2 separate regions of the Homo sapiens genome follow, and region 2 is linked to region 1. The links are chromatin loops, found by intact Hi-C in ENCODE. Cell type or tissue: mammary epithelial cell. All regions are shown on one strand. Links, peaks and the distances in the headings refer to the core of each region. The heading gives the core; the rest is flanking DNA. Region 1 has its middle 120 kb from the start of LINC02996. Region 2 has its middle 78 kb from the start of SELENOP.

The links. Hi-C counts contacts between places; a loop is a spot of excess contacts. Peaks named below come from ENCODE experiments on the same cell type or tissue, not always from the same donor. Only the 100,000 strongest peaks of a DNase experiment are listed, where the experiment ranks them.
Region 2: it touches region 1 in a loop (8-fold over the local background); 9 of 110 quality-filtered maps call a loop at or near these places.

What each region holds. Positions count from the first base shown.
Region 1 is chr5:42,055,920-42,058,841 of GRCh38, reverse strand. No RefSeq gene overlaps it. Among named protein-coding and RNA genes, the nearest start is that of LINC02996, 120 kb to the left of the region's middle. In mammary epithelial cell, for the core only: a CTCF peak has its summit at 1,411 (motif pointing right); no DNase peak of the experiment used is centred there; H3K27ac peaks cover 28 bases.
Region 2 is chr5:42,888,255-42,891,176 of GRCh38, reverse strand. No RefSeq gene overlaps it. Among named protein-coding and RNA genes, the nearest start is that of SELENOP, 78 kb to the right of the region's middle. In mammary epithelial cell, for the core only: a CTCF peak has its summit at 1,664 (motif pointing right); a DNase peak (open chromatin) is centred at 1,676.

The DNA.
Region 1 (2,922 bases), core at 299-2,798:
CAGCATTGAATTGACTGGCTCATTGAAATGATGCTAGAGTCATTTTAAAATTGTGTAGTGTTTAAAAGAAAAAAATATCAACGGTGTTAGTGACTCAGATGATGGTCCATAATAATCAAATTTAAGGATTCAAGTTAACCACAAGTAAAATAGAAACTATCCAAGCATATTTTTATAACATTAAACTAAATTTTAGCAATTAATTAAAACATCATTTGTCATGCCAAATTAATTTGAATGTTGTTAATTTTGGAGTTTCCATTGGTATCAATTTACCAAAGTACTTTGTTAAAGACTTTTAGTAAAAATAACTTTAAATTTAACCAGAATATAGAATATTATTATTTATGGCTGGGCATGGTGGCTCACGCCTATAATCCCAGCACTTTGGGAGGCTGAGGCAGGCAGATCACGAGGTCAGGAGTTCGAGACCAGCCTGGCCAACATGGTGAAACTCCGTCTCTAATAAAAATACAAAAAATTAGCCGGGCATGGTGGCTACTAATCTCAGCTGCTCGGGAGGCTGAGGCAGGAGAATTGCTTGAACCCAGGAGGCGGAAGTTGCAGTGAGCAGAGATCGTGCCACTGCACTACAGCCTGGGCCACCGTGTGAGACTCTGTCTCAAAAAAAAAATTATTATTTATTATATCTTAAGGAACTCTCATTAGAACCCCCCAAGTTTGTTAGAAATTTTTGAAAACTTTTTATTAAAGTATGACATGTTAAATTTGCTTCAAATTTAAAGCAATATGTGAGCTATAACCATAATAGATATAAAAAATTAATATATATTTTAGCATTATTACAATAAAAATAATTTAAGTCAAAGCTAGGAGTTCTCATGGATGTTTTCTTTGAAAAATAGTCTATTATCTTACTCAATATAAGAAAATTTTTGGAAACTTAAATGTGTTATATTGCTAATATTAAAGCACATGTCAAACTTAATGCTTGTTTTCCTTAAAAAAAAATGTACAAAACTGCTCACAACCTCAAGATTTAGCTTAAAAACCAGAAACTCTGTGAAGCTTTTCCTGACATCTACACCACCACAGTTAAAAATAATGAGTTCATCACTTCCTGTGATTCCTACTCAAATTTTACATCTCACCCTCGGAATCTATCAGCATACACTGTTATGCTTTGATAACAAAGGACCACCAAATCCTAGCAGCTTAAAACGACAATGGTTTCTTTCTTTTCACATGAACGTCTGTCAACTGGTAGGTTTGCTATGTACCATCCATTTATTCCGCCCTCAGGCTAATGCAGCAGCGCCTTTCTAGAACATGCTTGTCACCCTGGCAGAGAGCAAGAGATCTCTGGATGGTCACCCACCATCAACTAAATGCTCCAGCTCAAAAATGACAGGTTAATTTCCGCTGTCAGTGGCCCCATCTAACCACAAGGTGGCAGACATGGACATGCTACCCTGTGCCCAGAAGGGGTTGAATTTGGCACAAACTCCCACACTGCAGGTAAACTCCTCTGGGAGGTAGGCCTTAAAGGAATCACCAGAATCTTGTCAAGGGGATTATCACATTGATTAATTTCTTAGTAAGAACACTTAACATGAGATATACTCTCTTAGCAAATATTTAAGTGTACATTATTGTTGACTATAGGTACAATGTTTCACAGTAAACGTCTTGAGCTTATTCATCTTGCATAACTAAAATTTTATGCCTGTCCTTTGTTCATTGCAGCACCATTATTCGCAATAATCAAGATGTGAAAACAACCTACATGTCCATCAACAGATGAATGAATAAAGAAAATGTGGTATATAAACGCAGTGAAATAATCTTCAGCCTTTAAAAACAAGGAAATTCTATAATACACAGCAGCATGAATGAACTTTGAGGACATTACGCTGTGTAAAGTAAGCCAGTCATAGAGACAAATACTGCATGATTCCTCTTATATTAAGTATCTAAAATAGTCAAACTCATAGAAGCAGGGAGTAGAATGGTTGTTGCTAGAGGCAAGGGGGGTGAGAAATAGGAGATCTTTTTTTTTATCAGAGACGAAATAAAAAAACAAAAACCTTCTTTTTAATTTCTCGTGTTAAATAGCCTGTATTTGCCTTAAATAGATGAAATAGCCTCTGCATACAGCCAATATGTAAAGTGAAAGAAGACAGACACAAGGATGACATTCTGCATGATAACATTTATGAAGTTCAGCAAGATGTAAACCTCATGGATGGTCATAGAACACAGAGAGGTGGGCAGCTCGGGCGCAGGGCTGACTGGGAAGAACACCTCGTGAGGAGCTAAGAAAGTCCTGTCTCTTGATCTTAGTGGTAGTTACATGGGTATATACATACATAAAAATTGATCAACCCCTTTAAGATTGGACCTTTAAACATGTTCTTCCTTAAAATAAAGGCATTTACAGCTACTTGAGAGGCTGACGCAGGAGAATAACTTGAATCTGGGAGGAGGAGGTTGCAGTGAGCTGAATTAGCGCCACTGCACTCCAGCCTGGGTGACAGCAAGACTCCGTCTCAAAAAAAAAAAGGGGGTTTCAAAATTTTCTCATGTGTAGAACTTGGACTGAGAAGAAATAAGAGATCCATGTGAATCCATCTCTTGTCTAACATATTGTTAAGGAAAAAAAAAAACACTGAATTGGTAGCTCAAAGAAGAAAACTCTTCAACAAGAATTAATATAAGAAAGTAAAAATTGGTGTACTTGGGATGTTTCCATAAATTCTATAAGCAATCTTTTTCTTAAGTGATTTCAAATCACTCTCATCTTCAATAGAAAGCTATATCCAGCCAATACATTTAATCAACTTTAAAGATACTCTAATGTAGTTGAAAAGAGATGCTTCCTGGAATAGGCTAATAGAAAAAGCCAGCTTGTCAGGAACCCTTGTCAATAGACATAAAGTTTTAAACAAAATTATTGATTCA
Region 2 (2,922 bases), core at 252-2,751, 830 kb before region 1:
TAAATATTTATCCTGATTTTCTTGCACAACTATATTTCAGGATAAACAAATAGTTGATAAGAAAATGTCCTTCCTTTTATAAGAAGTCTATCTAATAAAGGAATGAGAAAATCATAATATCACCGTTTGTAATCCCCAATGAAGTAATGAATCTAGATAATGTCCTTCAATGGCTCCTGAAATCATCAGGTGATAATCTGATGGGGAACTTTATAATAAATGGATTGGGCTGACACTTTTAAAACCACTAAGTGGAGACAACCAGACAATAAAATGACACAATATGAGTCTCCGGCTCAATCTAAAAAGTATTATTGCCAAAAAAGCTCAGACTTCAATTTGATCTAGCTTCACTTGTAACTACCAGCCAAGAGAATTACACCCTGGGGATGTAATTAGTCAAACCTAGAGTGTCAAACTTACAACAGAATTTCTTTAACAAATACATTTTAAGGAAAAAGTGGAGGGGAGACTATTATAGATTTTTTAAAAAGAGAGAGAGAGAGATAGGCCGGGTGCATTGAATGCCTGTAATCATAACACTTTGGGAGGCTGAGGCAGGAGAATTTTTTTAAGGCTAGGAGTTTGAGACCACTCTAGGCAACAGAGCAAGTCCCTGTTTCTTTAAGAAATATATTAAAAAAAAATTAGCCAGGTGTGGTGGCGTGCCCCTGTAGTCTTAGCTACACAGGGGACTGATGCAGGAGGGTTGCTGGAACCCAGGAGTTCAAGGCTGCAGTGAACTATGATGGCACCACTACATTCCAGTTTGAGTGACAGAGCAAGACTCTGTCTAAATATATATCTATATCTATGTGTATACACATACATATGTATATATCTATAGATATAGATATGTGTGTATATATATATATAGAGAGAGAGTGTTTTAGGCAGGTTCTCTAGAAAGCAGAGGCTGAAGCTAGGATTAAGATGCCAGCGGCTCATTTGGGTTGTGCACACTCAGGTCAGTTATTGGAAAGGAGGGACGGAGGTGAGGGAAGGGAAGATACTAAGCAGTGTGATGTGATGGGTGCCATTGTGCTGCCTCTGCCTTCACAAGCCAAGAAGTCAGCAGGTGGCTACTTGGTGCAGGGCTTCTCCAGCTGGATTGTAAGGAAAAGCCATACCTTGGACGGCTTGCTGAAGAAAAAAAGAAGTCACTTATTTGCTTGGTCCTTGTTCTTCACTGGTCATATTTTACCCTTGGAGGAGCTAACTCCTGCCCTTCTGGATTGTCACATTCAGTCTCCTGACCTTTCTGGACATCAGCTCCCATACTTAGTGGGGAAATTTTCCACCCAAGACCAAAAGTAGCATTAAATCAAGAGGGAGAAAGAAAAGTTATTGAAAAGATGCATAAGTTTGCGTCTCAAAGCAGTTCACCCCCTTTCCCATGCAGATCCTCTCATATGCTACCTATATATCCAGCTCCCAAGTCACAATATGGGATTCCTTTTTATCCCTTTGGAATGAAAATGTTCTCACTCGTTTCCTGTGAGGAGAGGTTCAGGTCTAATTAATCACAGACTCTTCTTTAAGGCTGCTAATCATGATCTCCTAGAAGAGGAAGGCAAGACAGTAAAGCAAATACATCATTCCCAACCAACCTCTGTAGCTAGTCTCAAGGCAGTTAAATTGCTCCCCAATGGCGACACTAGGTGGAGCCATAGGACCAGGTGGGATTCCTTATCTTCTCAGTAAGGGTGGTGGATGCATAGCCAGAGGAAAACATGGGTTATGAGATAATTTGTATAGTAAAGCCTCAGAAAATATTTTCTTTCTTTCTTTTTTTTTTTTGTTAAAGTGTTATGTGTATGTGGGACAGGAGTAGGGGGTGCGGGAGGATGGGCTGACCATTTTTGACTCATCTTGAAACAGTTTTCTTTCCCCTGGAATTTTAGTTTATCTAGTTCTCTTTGATTCTACAGGTCTCCAAATCCCCTAAAAATATGATAGTTTTAAATTTCCAGCTTTTCCCATTCTTACAGTGAAATATTGGCTTACAGGATTTACTTCATTTTGCTTAGAAGAGTTCTCATATTAACTTGTCGGGTGCAGTGGCTCACACCTGCAATACCAGCATGTTGGGAGGCTGAGCAGGGGCAGATTGCTTGAGGCCAGGAGTTCAAGACCAGCCTGGCCAACAAGGCGAAATCCCCTCTCTACGTCGTAGTGCACACCTGTAATCCCAGCTACTCGGGAGGCGAGCCAGAGGTTGCAGTGAGCCAGGATTGCACCAATACACTCCAGCCTGGGCAACAGAGTAAGGCTCTGTCTCAAAAAAAAAAAAAAAAAAAAAAGAGTTCTTGTATTAACTTGTAACGTAGTCATATTTTCTCATTAAAACCATTACCCTAGACTGTATCATTCTTCAACTTTCCCATTTCTCCTGTATTTCATAACCATTATTATTACTATTATTTTTGCAGAGTTGTCTATATTTGCCCTTTTCTTTTTCGCTTTCCCAGTCACATTTCTACCCATTGCAGTCCGGCTTATGCCCCCACAATTCCTCAAAAGGTTCTCTTCTTCAAATCACCAACATCTCTTCCTAATCACTACATCTAATGCATACTTTCAATCATTATCTCACTTGACTTCTCAACAGCACTGAAATTACTGCACACTCTTTCCTTCCTGAAAGCTCTTCTTTCCTCTGCATCTGTGATGTCACATTCTTATGTTTTTCTTTCTATCCCACTCGCTATTCCTTGTCATTTGCTAGTCTCAGTTTCTGGGTCGAGTTCTTATATTCCAGGATTCTTCAGGATAATATCTTCAGTTCTTTTTATCCCTCACTGTTTGCAGGATAACATATCATTTTTTTCAGTAATTTTTTTGTTTGTTTTTACCCCATACATTTACTGCCATTTAATCTAGGACAGTACTATATAAAAGAACTTTGGAGGTAATAGAATT